2 separate regions of the Homo sapiens genome follow, and region 2 is linked to region 1. A link is an interaction called in ENCODE POLR2A ChIA-PET data of the cell type or tissue named here. Cell type or tissue: OCI-LY7. All regions are shown on one strand. Each heading gives the region's core, and the rest is flanking DNA. Links, peaks and the distances in the headings are about the cores only.

Evidence for each region. ChIA-PET counts read pairs that join two places held together with the same protein. Peaks named below come from ENCODE experiments on the same cell type or tissue, not always from the same donor. Only the 100,000 strongest peaks of a DNase experiment are listed, where the experiment ranks them.
Region 2: POLR2A ChIA-PET joins it to region 1 with 10 read pairs; 2 of 35 experiments call an interaction of 5 or more read pairs at or near these places.

What each region holds. Positions count from the first base shown.
Region 1 is chr1:22,516,300-22,527,752 of GRCh38, reverse strand. It overlaps ZBTB40 (zinc finger and BTB domain containing 40), which reads right to left. Exons shown (of 18, transcript NM_014870.4): 13 at 10,289-10,453; 14 at 7,478-7,692; 15 at 6,095-6,257; 16 at 5,290-5,376; 17 at 3,309-3,535; 18 at 1-1,551. The coding sequence ends at 1,357. Among named protein-coding and RNA genes, the nearest start is that of EPHA8, 41 kb to the left of the region's middle. In OCI-LY7, for the core only: no CTCF peak of the experiment used is centred there; no DNase peak of the experiment used is centred there.
Region 2 is chr1:23,171,940-23,183,488 of GRCh38, reverse strand. It overlaps a transcript of LUZP1 not described here. Among named protein-coding and RNA genes, the nearest start is that of LUZP1, 8.9 kb to the right of the region's middle. RefSeq lists silencers at 5,481-5,710, 5,801-5,900. In OCI-LY7, for the core only: a CTCF peak has its summit at 4,367; DNase peaks (open chromatin) are centred at 4,338 and 5,848; H3K4me3 peaks cover 1,502 bases; H3K27ac peaks cover 1,639 bases.

The DNA.
Region 1 (11,453 bases), core at 1-8,000:
CTCCTGCCTCTGTACATGGCAATGTGAGATGTGCCTGGAAGGAAGGGGTGGCCCCATCTCTGCCAGTGTGGGATCCAACCAGGCACTCCCCTCCACAGGGGGTCAAGCCACACAAGGTGGCAGACAGCCCTGCCTGGTGTGTAAACACCGCACCAGCAGACTCCAACCTTTGGCATGGAAGGAAAAGAAGATAAATGCTAGTCATTCTCTCCAAACGGCAGGAACCTACATCTATCTAATTGCACTTCATAATGGATTCCACAAACCATTAATTATCAGATTATATTTTAGGAACTGAAGATAAAAAAAGCTTTGTGAAATTCAAACTCCAAAGGATCACTGACCTGCAATAAGTGTGGCGGCCTGCGGGAGGTGAGGCAGCAGGCCACTCACAAGGCAGGGAGTGGGCGGCAGCAGAGCCACGGGCAGTCACGGCTGCTCCTCCACACGCAGACAGGACTGCCTGCCTGGTGCTGGTCACAGTCTGCACCATATGACCCAGAGGGAGCCAGGCTGCCAGGTCAGGCAGAGATTTCAGCCTTTGATTAAAGGAAGGGGATGAAGATGACACGGAAGAGCTGTGGGAACCAGGCTTCAGGTAAGGAATACCAAGAAGAATGTCCTGGAAAGGCAGACACTGTCTAGCAGCTGATGCCTCACATTAAACACTTCCAGCAGAAACTCCAGAGCTTTGTTTTGGGAAGAGCTGACAACTGACAAGGGGTTATCAGGCATGGAAATGAGGGCTACCTGTCCTATAGCCATCAATAGGGTGCTGGGCGTGGCCACTGGGTGGAGGGGGAACCCCAGCAGAGGGTAGGATGATAGGACCGAGGAAGGGGCCAAGTGTGCCTCAGGAAGGGGCCTAAGGTCCCCGAATTGTCTGTTGGTGCCCCTCTCACTTTAAATGGCCAGAGGCAGTGGCAGCATTTGCAGCCCCCACTGTGGGCCAAGTCCCATATCTAACTGCCATTCTGCCCACTGAGCGCTGTCGGCACATCATGCCTCCTGGGGTACCCTGGTCACCAGCTCCCATCCCACTGCTCTTTCAGACTCTACTTCTGAAGCCACATGTCACTTGGGGATGGACAGTGTCATAGAGGCCGCAGCAGCGGGCCTGTGGGGAGGGAGGCCTGTCTGCTACAGAGGATGGTGCTGTTGGTGTTGAGGGCTCAGATGCTGTTGGTTCTATGAGAACAACGAAGCTTCCATCTGTTTTCTAGGTGAGACTGTGTTGGTTGGTGCTAAGCTAAGATGCTCACCACTCAGGACAGCCAGGGATGGAGGGCAAAGGGCAAGCTGTGGGGCCTCCTCTCTGCTGCAAACGCAGGAAGGCTCTGCCGGATGAAAGGCTGCTCATTTGGCCTCACCACAGATCAGCGTCACTGTGCCATCCAGCAAGTCCTCCACAGTCACCGCCACGAGCTCAGAGCTGGCCTGAGATGCCTGAGAATCTGGCAACGTCACAAACACCTGCGACCCGGCAAGCTGGGTCTCCTCCAAAGTGATCACCTGCTCTGTCGGGGCCACCGGCTCTGGGGTTTGGATCACCTGAAAGAGAAAGACCGTGAGGCTGCTCTGGGCAGTGTTCACAGTTGGCTCCCTGATTTACATGGTTTTCATCTCATGCTGTAATGATGATATTTATGTTTTCACCTGAGGAGAGCACTTACATGTGCCTAATGGGAAGAGGCAAGTCTAACCCACTGGCGATGCAAAAGAGAAGGCCAGCAAACAATTTAAATAACTGTGCACTAAATTGCTATAATTTTGCTCAGTACGCCATCTCGGGGCGCCCGGACTCTATGATTATACACCAGCGAACACTGGCTCTGTTTTTCACACTGGGCTTTCCTGTCTTGGGATGACACTGCAGAGGTGAGTGCCATGTGAGAGGAATGCCACTGAAGCCAGCTGGTCTCATGCCTGGAACATGGGAATGGGATTGATCCACCACAGGCCCAGGTGGGCCCGGGGCAGCCTCTCTGGACCTCTCGCAGGCTCACAGCCTTCCCAGGAGGCCACACAGTGACCGAGCTTAGGAGGAAGACTGGATGAACTGTGACTCCACGCATTCATTCAGCTCACCAGCCTGGCGGGGCCAGTGCCCCCTTCTCTCCTCCACAGCCCACCTATGTCCCTTCCAAATCTGCATAATCTGTTAGAGACCACCTTTCCAACTGAGAGAGAATGAGTCTGTGGTTAGGCATATCCAATTCCCGCCTAAGCCTCCCAGTTGATGTTTCTAACCCATAGATCCCAGAAGAGCTAGATGCCCTTGATATTTTTAAACTAGAGGCCACAGCCACCTTGCTCTTGAGAATCAGTGAAGAGCAGAGAGCAGGAACAAGTGAGGAAGCCAAGCCCAGCTACTTCTCCGTGCTACAGGAGAGAAGAGATCAACTGTGATGTTCAATCAACAATGATCCAGGATAGTAGTTTTCAAACTGCTTTTCTTTCTTTTTCTTTTAGAAATGGACGCCCCAGCCCCACCTTTTCCCCAAAGGACATATTATCAAGAACCATAATATACAAAAAAGATAAAAGCAGAGCACCTTTGGTTGATATGACAGCAGAGTGTTGGCGGGAGTCCTGCCTACCTGACTTCCCCTCTGTTCCCCAGAGGCCTGTAAGAACCTGGTTTATAAATGACTGATCTGGAACTGGACAGCGGGACAGTCTAACAGACCAAAACCTCAATCAGTTTATGGTTCCTCTCCAACCCACCCACAAATTACTGACGATGGATGGACCTGAATTTATTTTCCTTTTCTGCCCACCCTCTCTGGAGAAGATGGGAAGAAGAGTAAAAGAGGATCTGGGAAGCAAAGGGAAGCTGGATCAAGCTTAGCCCTGAAGCATCAAGAAGAGGTGGTTTTTTTGCCCAGGTAAAGGTGAGAGGCCCAGGTGTGTGCAAGTGTGTACTGTGTCCTGCCCAGAGGCGCTCTCCAAGCACTTCAACTGCAGGCAGTCCCTGCCCAACAAAGTGTTCCTCTGTCTCCGAGGTTTCCCGCAGTTCTCACCACACCCCACGGTGTTTCTCAGGAGGCAGGGACGTATGCACTGGGAGGAGGAACCAAGCTGTTCCTCTTTTGGAAATTATTGTTCCAGGCTCCCTCTACCTAAGGGCCACTTCCCATGTGGCCACCAGGAGACTAGAATTTTCTGTTCTGTTTTGTAAGAAGTCCAGAGAGACTCTCTACAAGATCCCCAAAGAGTATCTCTGGGTACTATGACAGAGCCACCTCTAGAGAAGCCTTAGGAACCATGCATTAGCATTCTAATGTAGCTGATGGCCCCAGAATCACCTGCGCCATCTGTGAGGCTGCGGCCTGGGTTTCCGTGCTCATCACCTTTGGGTGCTCAGATTCCAGGTGACTGTCAAGCTGGGCCTGGGAGGTGAAGAGTTCCCCACAGAGCTCACAGGGGAAGGTGGTCTCTGACTGCTTGAAGTGCTCCGTGGTGACATGGTGCTGCAATGCTCCAGGAAAACGGAAAGTAGCAGCACAGTACAAGCACCGGAATGGCTGGGACCCTGGAGGAGAGGGAGACAGAAGGGGAGGGCTGTGGGTAAAATTCTCTGGGTAAAATGAGAGAAATGAGGGCAGGAAGACATGAGAGGAAAGAGCAATGAGGATCGAGGCTTGGAGGCGGATCCACATTTTGTGGGACACGAACGTTATTCAATCTGGGGGGCCTTAAGAAAAATAATACAAAATGACAAGGACAGAGCCTTGGAAGGGTCCATGCAAGTGAGGGGCCCTGAGATGACAGTTTCATTAGTATCAGATTCAGGCCAAATCTGCCTCTGCAGAAGCCCATTATTCATTCAACTGCAGATAAAGATGCTGACGATACTATATTTCATCAATTCTAAGAAATACATTTTAACATCTCTGAAGTAGGATCAATGGCACCTTATGACTTCTGTGGGCTAAGGCAGTCAGGTGCAATCGTCAATGCGCACACCAACATCAAAAGTGGCAGCATCAAGACTTGCAGAATGGGCATCCACGGCTTGGAAGAAACTCCCTAAGACAGGAATGGTGCACGTTTTTAACTCATGGAAACCAAATGGTTTAGAAGGGAGGAAGTAAGTGATGAAAGGTTAGCTATATTCCCAAAGCAGGAATCAAAAGTAGACTAGTTTTACATAACGCTCAAGAGACCAAAACGAATGGCCTTCAATTCTTGATGGAATCTTATATTATGCGTTCCATCATCAATGTTCTTGATGGCAGAGTAAACACTGTGTGGAAAAACATGCTTGTTGACAATCTGAATTGAACACTACTCTGAGAAGCTGGATTCTTCCCTTAATCAGTTTTTTTATGTTTTCCTTTGTATGTATGCACACTAGAGTGAGTGACATGATAAAAATCTATGTCAAATTAGTCCAAAACAGCACTTAGAATAACGTAGAAATTCTAAGTGATAAGAAAGCACAGTTTAACTGGCAGTAGTTTTTCTTTTTTAATAGTTCCTTAAAAATGGTACATCTTGGCTGGGCGCAGTGGCTCACGCCTGTAATCCCAGCACTTTGGGAGGGTGAGGCGGGCGGATCATGAGGTCAGGAGATCGAGACCATCCTGGCTAACATGATGAAACCCCGTCTCTACTAAAAATACAAAAAAAAAATTAGTCGGGTGTGGTGGTGGGCGCCTGTAGTCCCAGCTACTCGGGAGGCTGAGGCAGGAGAATGGCGTGAACCTGGGAGACGGAGCTTGCAGTGAGCCGAGATCGCGCCACTGCACTCCAGCCTGGGTGACAGAGTGAGACTCCATCTCAAAAAAAAAAAAAAAAAAAAGGTACATCTTATTTAGTCGAGCATGGTGGCAGGCACCTGTAATTCCAGCTACTTGGGAGGCTAAGTCAGGGAGAATTGCTTGAACCCAGGAGATGGAGGTTGCAGTGATCTGAGATCGCACCACTGCACTCCAGGCTGGGTGACAGAGTGAGACTCTGTCTCAAAAAAAAAAAAAATAAAAATGGTATATCTTATAACTGGAATTGTATTTATTTATTTTTAACTGGCACTTTAGATTTGATGAGTATAGCAATAACAATGACAATCACAGTTACGGCTTAAGGGATGCTTATTGATGCCAAGGCCTTCAGTTTTTCACACTACTCTATGAGGCAGGTGCTACAACTGTTCCCATTTTATAGATGAAGAAACCGAGGCACAGGTTTGTTAAGCGATTTAGCCTAGGTTGCAAAGCTGCAAGTGGTGGAGGGGAGATTCAGGCCCCGAGTCTAGCCTAGAAGTATGCTGACAGGGGTACTGACCTGAATGCTGGCACTTGACATGAACCTGCAGCAAGGCTGGCGTGGGGAAGAGCTCCTTACACTGGTCACATTCATGGAACTTCATATCTGTGAAGTGCATAAAGAAAGACGTGCTGGGAAAGAACAAATGGTTGGCTCTCCAAGGCTGAAGAGTAACAGGGCTGGGGTTGGGGCGATGGCCAATACTTAGCAAGCATCTACCAAGTGCCAGGAATCTTATAACCTATGGTATATTTGTACAATCTAGTGGTAAAGAGCATGAGATCTGGATCCAGACTGCCTGGATGCTCAGAGGGATGTTGTGAGAATGAAATGAGAAAATATACACGAGGTGCTTAGCATGGTGTCTTGCACATAGGAAACACTCTGTAACTGACAGCTGTTGTGATTATCACCAAATTTACCTGCAAAGTAGGTTTTAATAACTGCCATCCTGGAGAGAAGGAAACAGGCTCAGAAAAGGGAAGTCACTTGCCAAGGTCATGTAGCTGATAAGTGCTGGAATCAGGATTTCCACTCAGGCCTGCCTACCACTGAGGCTGACACCCTTCCCAGGTGCCCCAACAAGCTCTCACTCAGGGCTGGTGGGAGCTTACACTGCGCTACGCTTCCAGGTTTGAGAACCACTGCCACTCAAGCTGCTGCTACTGACTGCTGCTGCTACGGACAGGTGCGCTGGGGCAGAACAAAGGCAATGACCACTGCACATCACACTAGACTATTAGAAGTGGGGATTTCTGGTGGGGCCCAGGAGGCTACACCATCAAGCCCCTCCCGCTCTCTGCCGGCGGTACCCAAACTCCACCTGCATGTTCTGCTTTGATGTGCTTCTTGTGCTCAATGGTGTTGGGGAAGGTTTTGTCACAGGAGCTGCACTGGAGTGATGAGAACTTGGAAGATCGGTGGTTCTGAGCAGCAAATACGTCAGGGTGGTGGGTTCGATTGTGGTACCACAAACCAGACAATTGCTGCAAGGAATTTGGCAAGTGTTAGGTCTTAGAAAGTTCCAGCAAGCTGGAGAGCTCACGAGGCTCTCATGAGAGAAAGAAATACATTTTTGGATAAGCTGACGTTTCTAGTATCACACACTCTTACCTATCACACCGGGTGCTGATGTGAGGAAAGCCTGGTGTTTGTGAGAATAAGGCAACTACATATTCATTGAGAAGCCACTACAGGGCAGGGCTCCCAGGAGTCCTTCACATGCCCATTCCTTACAACAAGCCTATGAGGGAGGTGTTAGAGTCTTCCTAGCGAGCTGGAAGCGGAGACACCGAGGGGTTAAATGACTAATCATAACATCAGGAGATAGCAGGACCAGGATTCAGGCCCAGGCCTTCCAACTGTAACACCTGTGTGCTTTACCAGTGAGCTGCATCTCACGGCTTCCCAGGGAGCTGGGGCACAGCCGAGCAAGCTGCTGGAGGAGTGCACACTGCCCTTGCCCCATAAGCAAGAGTCCCTCTCCTTCCCAGGTTCCAGAGCAGCACTGGGAATACTTTCCCTACCATTCCACGCCATCCTAGGGCTCAAGCCCAGGTCTCCGTTCTGGAACGCTAATGTCACAACATGAGCGTTGGCACAAAGTTAGCTCTCAGTTTTTGCTGAGCTAAAGTTAGCAGTTATGCTTCTTTGTCTATACCCAAATCTTATAGATGCCACAAGGACCATTCTTTTCTCTGTAGTTTTAAAGCTTCTGACAGATGCAGTTTCTTTTTAGTTCTATATGGGGCTTCACTTTAATTACATATCAAATCCTAAGGTAAAAAGGCTGAGCCCTTCCCTGTGAGTTAAACAAACACAAACTAATTGTGCCAAACAAGGTAATTCCAGGTAGTGTTCCACTCCCCATTGCCGCTGTCATGCCCATTGACACATGGGAGCAATGGGTTCTATGGAAGGTGAGCATCCAAGGGGAAAAGCAGCATTAGTTCACGACAAGTCTGCTGTCTAAGAGAAGAAGCGTATGAACTCTCTGCTCCAATAATGAGCTCCCCCACTGCAGCACTCCGACCAGATCTCCTTAGAGAATCTGGATCACAAGCTGCATCCTTCATGAGAATCAGCCAATTGTCACATCCTGGATACAAGATATGATCTGCAAGCCACCAACCCGGGCATCAGGGAAGATCAAATGGAGAGTAGGTCAGGGGTGAGGGGAAGAGCTCCCAGTGGCACCTGAGGTCACCTGGTAGGCCTTGTTGCAGATCCCGCAGCTGAAGGGCTTCCCTCCAACGTGGGTCACCACGTGCCGCTCCAGCATGGACGGGGCACTGAAGATCTTCCCACACGTGGGGCAGGGGTGGTACTCTTTGGAGTGCACCTCATGGATGTGCTTCCGGTGATCCTGAAGAGTGGGGAAACTCATCCTGCACTTCTTGCAGTCATAAGGATCTTCTATGTCTAGTTTCACGGGACATCCATGAGAGGAAGAGGTGGAGAGGAAAAGAAAACACCATAGGCAGCCATCAGTGAAACACTGGTTGTTGTGTACAGCAACAAATGTGAAGACTCTGCTTTACGTAACAGGCAGGGTCATAGACTCCAAGGATCAGAAATCAGTGTAGCAGTCACCTGACTACCCCCACCTTCATCCTAGGAGGTGGGATTCCTCCAGGGTTTCAAGACTAACTGTCTCTGCAGCATCATGTAGTTCATCTCCATTCCTCATTTTACATCTTTCAAGTTAAATTACACTTTATCACTTTCCAGGGAGTTTCACCCTGGCTCGTCCGGTTTGCAGTGGGCATTCTGGAGTTTTCTAATTCTCTGTAGAGGATTTCCAGCACACTCCCCAGAGCATCACTAATTCCTTTGTCATCAACAGCACAAGTGGAGGGATGCTTCCTTTCTCCCCACTTTAGATTCAACAATAAAAACATTAGCATAATGAGTGCTCTATGACAGGCATATTCTAAGTGCTTTATGTAAATTAACTCACTTAATCCTTCCAATAACTCTATGAGTAGGTTCTATTATCATCCCTATTTTACAGATTAGGAAAATCAAGGTTTAGAGTGGTAAGGCAGTATCTTGCCCATGGGCATAATTAAGAAATGGCTGAACTGAGTAACAATCCCATCTCTCACTCCCAAATCCATGCTGTCTGAGAGCTACATGCTTGATTGGATATGCCAACCCTTCAGTGAGACCCCCACAATAAAACTAGTAGTGATGAAGAATACATTTGCCATCCTATGGCAGGAAACTTTGGTCTTTTTCTTAAAGCAACAGAAATCAAAATGTTTTAATAAAATCCTTTGCTCACAAGCCAATCTTTTATGTGCATTGATTCAGATTAATTCAGGAATTCTGACATGCAGCAGCATTCGGTATCACTAACTAGTTTCCCTGTGGACATGAGCTCTTGAAATCTCAGTTTTACACCATCTTCTAAGACACTTTGATGCAGCTTTCCATAAGCAATGATGTGGTTCTATGAAACAGGCAAGAAATGGGAGAGAGAGGGGGGCCTGGATGCTAGGCCTGCCACGGATGATATAGTTTAGGGTATGGCAAAGTATTCTGGGTCTTCTCCCTTCTGAAAGTTAATAACGTCTTCCCCTTTCCTGACGCCCAGGTAATGCTACTGGGAAAGGAAGACTAAAGCAGAATGTCATTAAAGAGGTCAAGAGGACATCAAAATTGTGGCACTGGATCCAAGCCAAATCTCTCATCTGGAAGCCTACTGTAACTGGATTTTTTTGGACAGCCTTGTAAACTGCTTGGAGGGAAAGGGCCACACTTTATTTTCCCCCTGCATCACCCAATGTCTAGCCACATGCTGGGCACATAGGAGCTTTGGCAAAGTCCTTGCTGGCTGGCTGACGACAGACTTGGATGTGTTTACATAAAGCGCACTTGTGAGACACTGTATCTGCCAACAGCTAGAAACTGGTGTGTGGGAAGAGGGGTGGGGAGGGAAGAAGAGCATGTGAGATGCAGGGCATGCAAAAAAGACAAGTTTTGATGGTGACAAATGGCATCTGAGAGGGTTGCTCTTGTCACCAATAATAACAGTATCTGGCATTACTGAGCATTTTCTATGTGTCAGGCGTGGAGTGTCATGCTTTACATGTGGTCTCATTTAATTCTAATTACAATCCAAGGTGGTGGCATTATTATTTGCTCTAGTTTACAGAAGGGGCATAAGAGGCTTAGAATGGTAAATAAATTTGTTTAAGGCCTCAAGAAAAGTAAGCGTCAGGGTCAAGATTCAAGTCCAAGCCTGTGTGATTCCAGACTCCAAGCTCTTAACTCCCCTGCTGTGCTGTGCTGTGCTGATTACACTCCTGCTGCAACAAGAGAGGCTGAAGAAAATGTGATGTGGCCAGCCAAATGCCACGCTGGTGATTTCCCGATGGTGTAATGAGGAATCACGGAATTTCTTTGTCCTTCCTTCCTGTGTGTGTATATATATGTGTGTGTGCCCACGCATGCACGCATGCCGAATAAAAGTGTGTTTCTGTCTGTGTCAGTTCTCACAGAAGGGGAGAAAGACAGGGGCAGACCCCACTAACTGTGTGAAATACAATGGCATTCGGAAGAGAATGCTGGGCGGGAGGTTTTTAAGGAAACATAACCAAGGCTCACTTACGATGGTAGACATTAACTCAGAAAGTGTCTGGACTGCTCCTACGGGAAAAGGCAAATGGAAGATGGCCTAATGGAAATATTCCAGTGCTCTGTGAGCCAATCAGTTACAGAGGCTTTCTCCTTCAAACAAAATTTGCCTCTGTTGGACAAATGGTGCCAGGTGGGCTAAAAAGGAAGACAGGGAAACAGCCTGGCCAGAGAGAAATAAGCGTTATATGAGATACCTTAAAATGAGATTCTTCCTGAACTAGGAATGAGGGACTCTGGGTTTTGCAGCGGAACAGGTAAGGGGAATGCACTGAATGGAGCTTGGGTCTGATGGATTGACACCTCTGCTGCAATTGACACGCTTTCCCAGTGCCAGGCTGGCACTGAGGGCTTGAGATCCACAGTCTCTACATACTGTGAAAGGTGTGCAGATGGATGGAGAGGCCATTGGCTTGCCGGAAGCCCTTGCCACAGTCTCTGCAGACATAGGGCTTGTCCCCGGTGTGGGTCCTCACGTGGCGGGACAGCTCAATAGACTGGGCAAACACAGCATCACAGTACTGGCATGCATACATTTTCCCTGCAAATACACAGGAGCTTATTAGAGTCAGCACTAAAAATTTATGGCATTGCTACAAACAAAATCTAATTCTACAGCACGTATCAGGGAAATATCATCTGGTAGATGACATTAAAACATCAGGCAGTCTGCAATACGCTGGGTGAGATCTGAGCCGTCTCATCACATGGCACCTCACAAACACAGCCGATCACACGGAAGGTGCGAGTGTGGTTGGACAAAGGAATAAGGACGGAGTTCTCACTGCACAAGACAACCCATCTGTTCATCAGCCACCACAAGTATGGAAGAGCGCACTCTACTCCCGCAACCAGATACATCCCTGTGCCCAGAAACACGTGGGTTTGGATCCCCTGGCGACATACACAGTGTGGATCTGCAACTGTGCACAAAGGTGAGAGTCGTGGATTCAGAGAGGAATGAAAGCCTTCTTCCAGTTGCTTGCTATAAAGTTATTATGTGTCCCTTGGTTTCTATATTTTCACATGCATATAATGAGGATATAATGACCAGACTGCCAAAGATTATTAGAAAATGTGGATAAAGAACAAGTCTGGAGAACTGGCATTTGTGAGAAATGCTAGACCAACTGAACCTCCAAGCTCCCTTATGGGCCGAGAGAGCAAGCAGGGCAATTGGTGAGGCATGGCACCAGAACCCCGGATCCCAGGGTCTACCACAACTAGGACAAGCAGCCTCATTTTCAGTGTTTATGTATTGGGCTGCAAAATAAGACTCTGTTAGGAAAAAAAGGGTTCCTTGAATGGAGAGGTGAAATTATTGAGGAGCCTGGGGCTTAGTCCTTGACGTTCTCAATCCTGTTTCTAGATGATCTCTCAGTGCCTCATACACCATCTGTAATGGATGCCTCCTGTAGTATAGCTCCAGCTCCCACCTTTCCCCAGAACTCCAGACCCATATGTCCAACTCCCCACTGCTCTGCTCTCCACCTGGATGTCTAGTAGGTATCTCCCAATGCATCAAATAGGCCACTATTTGT
Region 2 (11,549 bases), core at 2,108-10,107, 650 kb before region 1:
AGGTGGGGGAGCCTGGAGGCAGAGTCCAACTAGAAGAGCTGCAGGCTGGAATGGGGTGATTACACTGATAGCTGATTTTTCATCCACTCAGAGCTTCTCATCGGTGAAGGGGCACTCGAGTGAAATTTGTCTGGCTTGCCCAGGAGACAGCTCCCACAGGGTAAGGGGCTGCCCTGGGGCCAGAGAGGAAGAGTGGTTGGTCCCAGCAGCAGGTGTGTCCAGGGAGATCTTCGATATAATCAGACGGCCTGGGAAGAGACAGGTGGCTAATGAAAGAAGCTAGATTCTGGGTCAGGTTGGAGGGCAGAGGCAGTGTGCGATCTAATGGTTAGGAACACATAATGGCACCAGACACATCTTGTTCAGGTCCCAGCTCTGTCTCCTCTTGGCTGTGTGGTTGTGGCCAGGTCACTTTGGCTTGCTTTCTTTTTTCTTTCTTTCTTTCTTTTTTTTTTTTTCAGACAGAGCCTCACTCTTTCGCCCAGGCTGGAGTGCAGTGGTGAGATCTTGGCTCACTGCAACACCCGCCTCCTGGGTTCAAGCAATTCTTGTGCCTCAGCCTCCCGAGTAGCTGGGACTAAAGGTGCATGCCACCACTCCCAGCTAATTTTTGTACGTGTTTTTCAGTAGATACGAGGTTTCGCTATGTTGGCCAGGCTTGTCTCGAACTCCTGACCTTAAGTGATCCACCTGCTTTGGCCTCCCAAAATGCTGGGATTACAGGCGTGAGCCACTGTGCCTGGCCCATGTTGCCTTTCTGAGCCTCAGTTTCCTCATCTGTAAAATGTGATTATGAATAGGGCTCGTGCCTTGAGACTACTGTGGGGGCTGGACGAGGGAATGTGTGTAAAACTCAGCACAGCACTGGGTGCCTAGGAAGCACTCAATAAGGGAAGCTTCAGGTTCTCAGCCCCCATCAAAGACAGTCTGTTGTTGGGGCAGGGTGGTCATTCTGGCTTTGCAGCACGTCTCCAGGCCAGGGTGGCTTCAAAAACTGGCCAGTCTGAGCTGATACCACACTAAGTTACGCCAAGAGAATTCCAGCCAGAAGCAAAGAAATGATGCTTTGGACAGCCCAGGACCACATTCTGGGGGAAATGTGCCATTTCTGTTCCACTTTTTTTTTTTTTTTTTTTTTTTTTGAGACAGAGTCTTGCTCTGTCGCCCAGGCTGGAGTGCAGTGGCTCGATCTCGACTTACTGCAAGCTCCGCCTCCCGGATTCACGCCATTCTCCTGCCTCAGCCTCCCAAGTAGCTGGGACTACAGGCACCCACCACCACGCCTGGCTGATTTTTTGTGTTTTTTTTAGTGGAGACGGAGTTTTGCTGTGTTAGCCAGGATAGTCTCGATCTCCTGACCCCGTGATCCACCCGCCTTGGCCTCCCGAAGTGCTGGGATTACAGACATGAGCCACTTGCGCCTGGCATTTTTTTTTTTTTTTTGAGACGGAATTTAGCTCTGTCGCCAGGCTGGAGTACAGTGGCGCAATTGTAGCTCAGTGCAGCCTCGCCCTTCTAGGCTGAAGCGATCCTCTCACCTCAGCCTTCTGTGCCCGGCTGATTTTTTTATTTTTTGTAGAGACAAGGTCTCACTTTGTTGCCCAGGCTGGTCTCAAACTCCTGAGCTCAAGCAATCCTCCCACCTTATCCTCCCAAAGTGTTGGATTACAAGCATTAACCACTGCACCTGGCCTCTGTTCCAATTTTTGAAACATTAAAAATTATTCTGCTTCTTCCAGGGGTTCTACGTGATATTCTCTGTTTTATTTTGCTAGTTTCCTTTTTATTTTGTGGGTGGTTGTATACTGAAGTCTTCCTATAATACTAGTTATTGTGATAAACGTTTTATGTACATTCTTTTTTTTTCTTTTTCTTTTTTTTTTTGAGACGGAGTTTTGCTTTTGTTGCCCAGGCTGAAGTGCAATGGTGTGATCTCGGCTCACCACAACCTCCACCTCCCAGGTTCAAGCGATTCTCCTGCCTCAGCCTCCCCAGTAGCTGGGATTACAGGCATATGCCACCACGCCTGGCTAATTTTATATATTTAATAGAGACAGAGTTTCTCCATGTTGGTCAGGCTGGTCTTGAACTCCCAATCTCAGGTGATCCACCCGCCTCGGTCTCCCAAAGTGCTGGGATTACAGGCATGAGCCACCGTGCCTGGCCTTATGTACATTCTTTCATGTAATCTTTATAGCAACCCTTTCATGGTGTTTTTGTGTTATTGTTCTCACTGTGTGGATGAAGAAACTGAGGCTTGAAGAAGTTAACAAACGTTCCTGGGTCTGTCTGACACTAACCCCTTTGCCCTTCATTACTACACTTACCTGGCCTGTCAGCAGAAAGGTCCCTAGGGCCTTAGGTTACCCTAGTATCCTGCCCCAGAATTACCCAGTGAGTAGAATACCAAGGTTTGTCTGGACCAAAAATAAGAGAAACAACCTTTGGGAGGCCGAGGCAGGCAGATCACGAGGTTAGGAGTTCAAGACCATCCTGGCCAACATGGTGAAACCCTGTCTCTACCAAAAATACAAAAATTAGCTAGGCATGGTGGCACGTGCCTGTAATCCCAGCTACTCGGGAGACTGAGGCAGAGGAATTGCTTGAACTGGGACCCAGGAGGCAGAGGTTGCAGTGAGCTGAGATCGTGCCACTGCACTCCAGCCTGGGCTACAGAGCAAGACTCTGTCTCAAAAAAAAAAAAAAAAAAAAAAAAAAGAAACAACCATGTGACACGGGGCACAACTCTGTCTGATTGAGGAACCATCCATTGTATTAGGGTCACATGTGTAATACATTCCCTGAGAGTTTAATGCAGGGAAAAATTTGTCTCTCCCAAATCACTGGCCTGATTCTTCCAACCATATCACAGCAATAGCTAATTCTTCTATACGATTTACCATGTAACAGGCCTGTTATGAGAATGAAATATGCAGCTGGGCGCGGTGGCTCATGCCTATAATCGCAGCACTTTGGGAGGCTGAGGCAGGTGAATCACTCGAATCAGGATTTCGAGACCAGCCTGGCCAACATGGTGAAACCCTGTCTCTACTAAAAATACAAAAATTAGCCAGGCGTGGCAGCAGGTGCCTGTAATCCCAGCTACTCAGGAGGCTGAGGCAGGAGAATTACTTGAACCTGGGAGGCAGAGGTTGCAGTGAGCTGAGATTGCACCACTGCACTCCAGCCTGGGCGACAGAGCGAGACTCCACCTCAAAAAACAAAACAAAATGAAAAAAAGAACTAAATATGTCTGAAGTCATTTAATCCTTCCAGGGACCCTAAGAAAGGGGTTTATTATTATATTATCCTGTTTTTCAGAAGAAGCAACAGAAGCACAGAGAAATTAAACAACTACTTAAGGTCGTGTGACTAGTAAGTGGTAGAGTTGGGTTTCAAAACAATGTAATTTGCCTCCAGGGTCTGTGTATTCAATCACATGTTTACTACTTCCTACACAGTTTGTAACTCATCCTGGTTCCCTCTTTGCTTTGACTGCCAGGAAACTCAGAACCATGATTTGTTTGTTCTTCACAGTTACTATCCTTAGAAAACTCAGCCCACCATTTCTACCCTAATTAGTCCGTATTTCATCTTTCTTTCCTTTTTCCCCACTGGCCTTTGAGCCAGGCTTTTATCGCTCCCGAATTCTTGTTCTTTAATTATCAGTCAAATGGTCTCGAGGCTGCAATGAAACTACCTTGAAACCCTTTTTGGAAAACACATTACATAAGACATCAGATGAACAGAGATGGCTTCTGACCAGCTGAGGCAGTTGGACACAGTTGAAGATGTCTTTTGAGCATCTTTCGTGTAACCAGCACTGTGCTCTGTCATGTGGAGGATACAACAGTGAGCCCAAGGTAGTCCCATACTAGTTATGCCAACTGCTATGATAGATAAATCCTGAAATCGCAACGCCTAAATACAATAGAAATTAGTTCAATGTGTGCCCCCCTCAGTCAAGTGATGAGTGAGACCCAGGTTGACTAAGGCTCTGCCCCGTTCAACTTGTAGCTTCCAAGGGCCCCCTGGTGTTGACATCTGATTGGCAGATGAGAGAAAAGAGCTTTGAGCAAGCATACATCCTTCTTCACCACTTTGGCCAGGACATGGCATTCATGTTCTCTGCCCATATCCCACTGGTGAACACGAGTTATGTACCTAATTAGCAAGGAGTGCTGGAAAATGTAGTCTGGCTGCTTTTCTCAGAAACAACTCTACACGTGGAAGGGGAACAGCTTTGATGAACAGCTGACCTTGTCCCAGTTTACGAGGAACTTAAAATTATTGAACCGTCTACCCTTATAGAATGGCTAAGAATACCATGCAATATGTAATGTGGCCACAGGGAGGAAAATGGCCTGGCCTTGTTTACAAGAAACCACGGACAAAAAAAGGAGCATTTAAGGCTGGGCACAGTAGCTCGTGCCTGTAATCCCAGCACTTTTGGAGGCCAAGGTGGGTGGATCACCTGAGGTCAGGAGTTTGAGACCAGCCTGATCAACCAATGAAACCCTGTCTCTACTAAAAATACAAAATTAGTCGGGTGTAGTGGCACACGCCTGTAATCCCAGTTACTTGGGAGGCTGAGGCAGGAGAATCACTTGAACCCGGGAGGCGGAGTTTGCAATGAGCCAAGATCATGCCATTGCACTCCAGCCAGGGCTATAAGGCGAAACTCCGTCTCAAAAAAAAAAAGGAGCATTTACGTTTAAACCAAATCTATTTGTCCAACAAGGGAATGGGATGGGGGTGTGGAGAGGGGGAGAGTTTATCATGATAGTGAGTATTCAGGCAGAGGCTAAGTTTTCACTTGGCTGAAGGCTCTAGAAAGGGTGACGTGACAGATGCCTCCTATCAGTCCTTCTAAGTGTGAACTTCCATGTAAGGTTCCCTTAGTCACCTCTGAGCACTTACTTTGTGTCAAGTTCTCGGTAAGGCTCTGAGGACCCAGAAACAAATGAGACAAGGTCATGGTTACTCAACTGAAGTGCTGAAGCAGGATAGAGAAAGGCTGAGCTCTGGAAACAGGAGGCTGGAGTTTAATTCCTAGCTCTGTTATTTCGTAGCTGTGCATCACTGGAGATGCCACTTGGCCTCTGGTTCTGTTTCCTCATTTATGAACTAGGAACAACAGTTATCTTCATAGATTACAGGAACCCAATGACAAAAAACACCTGGAGTATTTGTAGCACAGTGCCTGGTATGTAGTAAGCATGTTATTTTATTAGTAGTAATATTTTTATGATGACCTTGGATAAGTCACTTCATTTTTCAAAGCCTCAGCTTTCTCATCCATAGGATGGAGTTAACACTGACATCATGGGGTTGGAATCTTGCTGTGTCGTGGGGTCGGGAGCTGCCATTTCGTCTCTCCGCTTCCTCCTGGGATAAGTGGGTCGCATCATGCCCACTTGATCGCGGACGGAAAGCAGCCCCGTTCAGCGCAAAGGAGGAACCTGAATTAACAAGGACGCGATTTCCTGGCTGCGCTCCCGGGGTAGGAGGTTTGCGCTGGGTCCCATCCCCCGGCCGGTCCTGCTCAGGAAACGCGGAGAGAAAGCCAGGAACCAGGCCTGCCAGGCCCTGCGGCCCCTCAGCGCCGTCCCTCCTCCCCGGCCCTCGGCTGCAGGAAGCCGGCTGGCGGGAACGCCCTGCCTGGTGGGTGGGAAAGGCCGAGAGCGCGCCCGGCACCGGCGGCTTCCCAGGCCCGCGGCCGGCTGGCGGCGCGGAGCTGTCACTGCGGCAAACGGCGAACGCGCCGGCCCCCTCCCCCGCCGCCCGCAAGCCTGGTGCAGTCGGCCCATGAGTATTTCATGAAGTGCCGCAGCCGGATTCATGGCTCACTGGCGCAGGAGGGGAGAGAGGCTGAGTCCTGTCAAGCGCCAGCGCCCCACCCGTCACGGAGCGCACGCCGCGGGGGCCAGGCTGGGGAGGGAAGGGTGTCCAGCCCTCTCTTTTGGGTGGTGAGATGCTGAGGCCTGAGGGTTTCTAGGTGAGTGTTCAAGGTCATGGCTAGTAAACGGCAGGGCCAGGATGCAACTCGGGGTCTGTTTCATCCTAAAGTTTGTGCCTCGGGTCTGTGGTTCTGCTCCAGGTTTTTGGGGTGTTTGGGGGGCGGGGGTTACGTTCTTGCCGCACCTCAAGAACCAGAGTTCTGTACCCTGGGGCTACCGATGTCCTCTCAGAGGTCTGTGAACCCCTTGTAATTGTGTAACATGTTGTGTGTGTTGCATTTTTCTTCGAAGTTTCAAAGGCGTCAGTGATCCAACAAGGGTTAAGAATTATAGCCCTCTGCAGGGCATGGTGGCTCATGCCTGTAATCCCACCACTTTGGGAGGCCGAGGTGGGAGGATCGCTTGATTCCAGGAGTTTGAGACCAGCCTGGGAAACATAGTGAGACCCCCCCCCCATCATCCTTACAGAAAATTTAAAAATTAACTGGACGTGGTGGCACACGCTTCTAGTCCCAGCTACTGTGGAGGCTGAGACAGGAGGATTGCTTGAGCCCAGGAGTTTGAGACTGTGGTGAGGGGTGATTGTGTCACTGCACTGCAGCCTGGGTGACAGAGGCCAGACCCTGTCTCAAAAAACAAAAAACAAAAAACCCCCCAAAATTATAGCTCTCCAAGTCTGCTTTGAGGACCCCAGCTTCATGAGAGGTTGAGGTTCCTCTATGTCTATAGCCTCTTGAGAATATTTCTGCAAAGCCCCAGCTGTTACTCTGTAGCAACTTGGGGGCCTCTACAGGATCCCAGATCTTTCTACTGGATCTTGAGACTCTTTCTATAGGGTCTTGAGATCTCTCTGGGGATTTGAGCTGTTTATGGGGTCCTGGTGTCTCTTTCTGAGGTTCTGACATCTCACTATAAGGTCGGATGGTCCTCCATGGAATGAATTCTAAACCTGGGCCTCAGAATGCCTATGAACTCCCTGAAATTGTATGCAAGATTTTGTGGGTCTGTCTGTATACATGGAATTCTGGAGACAGGTTTCATGGATTTCACTAGATTCTTAAAAGAATCTGTGATCCCCCAAAAGCTGGGAAAAAATATTGCTTTAGAGCATTCATTTGGACAGGTCTTACTCCTTTCTCGTCAATAAAAGTCAAGGAAGTAGGGGGCTGGGCTATGGTGGGTCACACCTGTAATCCCAGCACTTTTGGGGAGGCTGAGGTGGGCAGATCATTTGAGGTCAAGAGTTCAATACCAGCCTGGCCAACATGGTGAAACCCCGTCTCTACTAAAAATACAAAAATTAACTGGGTGTGGTGGCGCACGCCTATAATCCCAGCTACTCGGGAGGCTGAGGCAGGAAAATCACTTGAACCCAGGAGGTGGTGGTTGCAGTGAGCCCAGATCATACCACTGCACTCCAGCCTGGGCGACAGAGCAAGACTCCATCTAAAAAAAAAAAAAAAAAAGTCAAGGAAGTAAAAGGTGGAGGAAATAAAAGACAGATAAGAGACAGTGTTTTCTAGTAGAGTATGGGCTTTGTACTCAGGCATTCCTGGGTTAAAATCCCAATTTTGCCACTTACCAGCTGTGTGACCTTGAGCATGTTCCTTACCCTCTCTGAGGCTCCATGCCACCTCTTCTAGGAAGCCTTCTCTGGCTCCTCAATTCAGTTAGGTCCCCACCCTGCATTCCCCCAATCCCTCCTGGCATATCACCTGATTCTTTGCAGCACTTAATGGAATTGTTATTAAGTAATTGTGTTTAATGTTGTCCTGTTTCTCCACTCCTCCAGTCCAGGAAACTTGGGACTTTTGCTGTATTACAGTCTGTGTAGTGCCTGGCACATGTTAGGCACTCAGCCATTTCTTATGAAATGCATAAAAATGTAAAGGAATGGAGGGATGCAGGCCAGACACTGTACTAGGGACAGAAAGGGATCAGAAATTAATAAGCATCATTCCTGTCGTCGAGGAAGTCCCAGGCTGGAGGGAGAAATAAGATGCATGAGAGGAAGACTGTCCTAATTGCGCTAATGGGGGATGAACACTAATGGAGGCAAACACTAGGGGGGAAAGCACCAAAAGGTCCAAAGACGAGTGAGACCTAGTCCCTGAAGAGCTGAGATGCCTTTCCTTTGTATTATGTGTTACGATTTACAAAGCACTTAGCTTACATGAAATAGGTGGGTATACACTTACTCTGCAGAGGTGGGAAAACTGCTGCTGAGAAGAGTTCAATGACTTGCCCAAAGCCACCCAGCCAATAATGGCTGCCTGAGTGCATAGCTTATTTGCTTTGGAATACAGTCCATTTCCTCCTGGACTTGGGCTTTGATGTTGCACATGTCTTGGTTTAGATCCTACTAGATGTGTGACCAGTAAGTGACTTTCCCTGTCTGAGCCTTGTTTTCCCAGTCTGCAAGATAGCAATAATGACCCCCTATAACCTTTAAGAGATAGTATATGCAATATACTAGCAATAATGACCCCTATAACCTTTAAGAGGTAGTATATGTAAAGTACCCAGCATGATTCTTGGTTCAGAATAAAGGATCTATAAATGTTTGTGGAATGAATGAATGAATGAATGAATGAATGAAATGCATGTAGTAACGGTTGCCCTGAAACATGAGGGAGGAAAGGAATAGAGGGAACTTAAAATCATGCCATTTTGGGGATGATAGGAGAATTGAGGGCTATTTTATTCCTTCCTATTCTGACTTTCTATGATTCTTGGCAGACTTTGCACTGGCCTCAATCATACTGGGTAATCATTTGTTGTTTGCAAACCAGCAAAAGTGAGCCAACTCCAGCTTGGTTAGCTTTCTTTTTATGTATATCTTTATTGCCTTTTTTTCTGATGACACAGTAATACTTCTACATGTAAAAAATTAAATTGCAGAAAGATATAATGAGTGAAAGTGAAAGTGCAAGTTTAGACATGGTAGACACAAGGTGCTGACATATTGTGATTCTTTGGAAGGTGTGGAGGGGGCATAGGACAGTGTGATGGTGAATTTTATGTGTCAATTTGACTGGGCTAAGGGATGCCCAGATAGCTGGTAAAACATTATCTCTGAGTATTTCCAGGAGATATTAATATTTGAATTGGTAGATTGAGTAGAGAAAATTGCCTCCACCAATGTGGGTGGGCATGATCCAATTCACTGAGGGCCCAAAGAACAAGGGCCCTTGTCCAATTCACTGAGGGCCCAACAGAACAAAAAAGAGGAGGAAGGAAAATTTGCTCTCTCTCATTGAGCTGGAACATCCATCTTCTCCTGCCCTTGGACATTGGAGCTCCTGGTTCTCAATCCTTGGACTCTGAGACTTATACCAGCACTTCCCTGCCCACAAACCCCCATTCTTAGTACCACCATCTTTTCTGGTTCTCCAGCTTGCAAAAGGCAGATTGTGGGACTTCTCTGCTTCCATAATCTTGTGAGCCAATTCTCATAATAAGTAAATTATATATATATATACTCCTATTGGTTCTGTTTCTCTGGGGAACTCTGACTAATACAGACAGGGACAAAAAAAAATTCTCCCTGCTTAAAATTCTTTTTGTCCTGGCCTTGTCATGGTTCCTGAGACTTCTATTAGGTGTCTTACTTTTGGCTTCTAGCATTGAAAGTTCAAATGCAACCAAGGGCTAGGGTCAGGGGAGAAAGTGAAAATCATCTCGGCATGGGCTTTCTTGGAACCCCACGAAGGAGGAGATGGGATCTGTGGAACTTTCTATTGCAGTATGCACAGGTGGCTCAGATGCCCACTGCTGGTATACCTTGTAGCTGTGTTTTTACCCTCTTTCCCCTCCATAGCAAAGTCTTTTTTGGAAGTTCTCACTATATGCACACACAGAACAGCAAAACAGGCTGGGCACAGTGTCTCACACCTGTAATCCCAGCACTTTGGGAGGCCAAGGCAGGTGGATGGCTTGAGCTCAGAAGATGGAGACCAGCCTGGGCAGCATGGTGAAACCCCATCTCTACCAAAAATACAAAAAAAATTAGCTGGGCTTGTTGGCAGGCACCTGTTATCCCAGCTACTTGGGAGGCTGAGGTTGGAGGATTACTCGAGCCTGGGAAGAGGAGTTGTAGTGACCCAAGATCATGCCACTGCACTTTAGCCTGGGTGACAAAGTGAGACTCTATCTGAAAAAAAAAAAAAAAAAAAAAAGAAAAAACAAAAACAAAATGAAACTCAGCAAAGCAAAAAAAAAAGAAAAAAAACTGAAGGTTCTCTAGCTCTTTTTTATTTATTTATTTTTTTAGAGACAGTGTCTTTCTCTGTCACTCAGGCTGGAGTGCAGTGCAGAGATCATAGCTCACTGTAGCCTCCAACTCCTGGGCTCAAGCAATCCTCCCTCCTCAGCCTCCTGAGTAACTAGGACCACAGGTGTGAGCCACCATGCCTGGCGGTGGCTCACACCTGTAATCCTAGCACTTTGGGAGGCTGAGGTGGGCGGATCATGAGGTCAGGAGTTCGAGACCAGCCTGACCAACATGGTGAAACCCCGTCTCTACTAAAAATACAAAAATTAGCCGGGCATGGTGTCGCAGGCCTGTAATCCCAGCTACTCAGCAGGCTGGGGAAGGAGAATTGCTTGAATACGGGAGGCGGAGCCGAGATCGCACCACTGCACTCTAGCCTGAGCAACAGAGCGAGACTCTGTCTCAAAAAAAATAAAAATAAAAATAAATAAATAAAATTTTGGCTGGGCATGGTGGCTCACGCCTGCAATCCCAGCACTTTGGGAGGACAAAGCTAAAGGATCGCTTGAGCCCAGGCATTCGAGACCAGCCTGGGCAACATGGTGAAACCCCATCTCTACTAAAAATACAAAAATTACCCGGGTGTGGTGGATCATTCCTGTAATCCCGGCTACTCGGGAGGCTGAAGCAGGAGAATCGCTTGAACCTGGGAGGCAAAGATTGCAGTGAGCCCAGATCGTGCCACTGCACTCCAGCCTGAGCGACAGAGGGTGACCTCTGTCTAAAAAAAAAAAAATAAAAAAATAAAAATTTTTTTTTGTAAAGACAGGGGTCTCACTATGTTGCCCAGGTTGGTCTCAAACTCCTGGTCTCAAGTAATCTTCCCACCTTGGCCACCCAAAGCACTGGGATTACAGGTGTGAGCCACTGCGCCTGGCCTATTTAGTTCTTTATAGTCTCCATATTTTTCTATGCATATACTAAGCATATATTACAAACTATAACTACAGGATCCTACTACACTTGTAATTCGGCAACTTACTCTTACTCTTTTCACTTAACAATGCCCAATAGAGACCTTTATTGTCCAATCATACAAATCTATTCCTTTCCTTTTACTAATGGAGGTCTTGCTGGGAGGATGAGGACATGTTCAAATAGTAACAGCAACCACTATATCCTGGCATGAACTAGGTGCCAGGCTCTGAACTCAGCTCTTTCACATGTTTAACCCTCACAGGCACTGTGTGAGAAAGGTAGTATTATTATTTCCATTTTGCAGATGAGAAACTGAGGTGCAGAGACCTAAAAGCCCAAGATTACATAACTAGTAAGTGGCAGAGCTGGGTTTTGAATCCCGATCTTTCCTGTGCCAA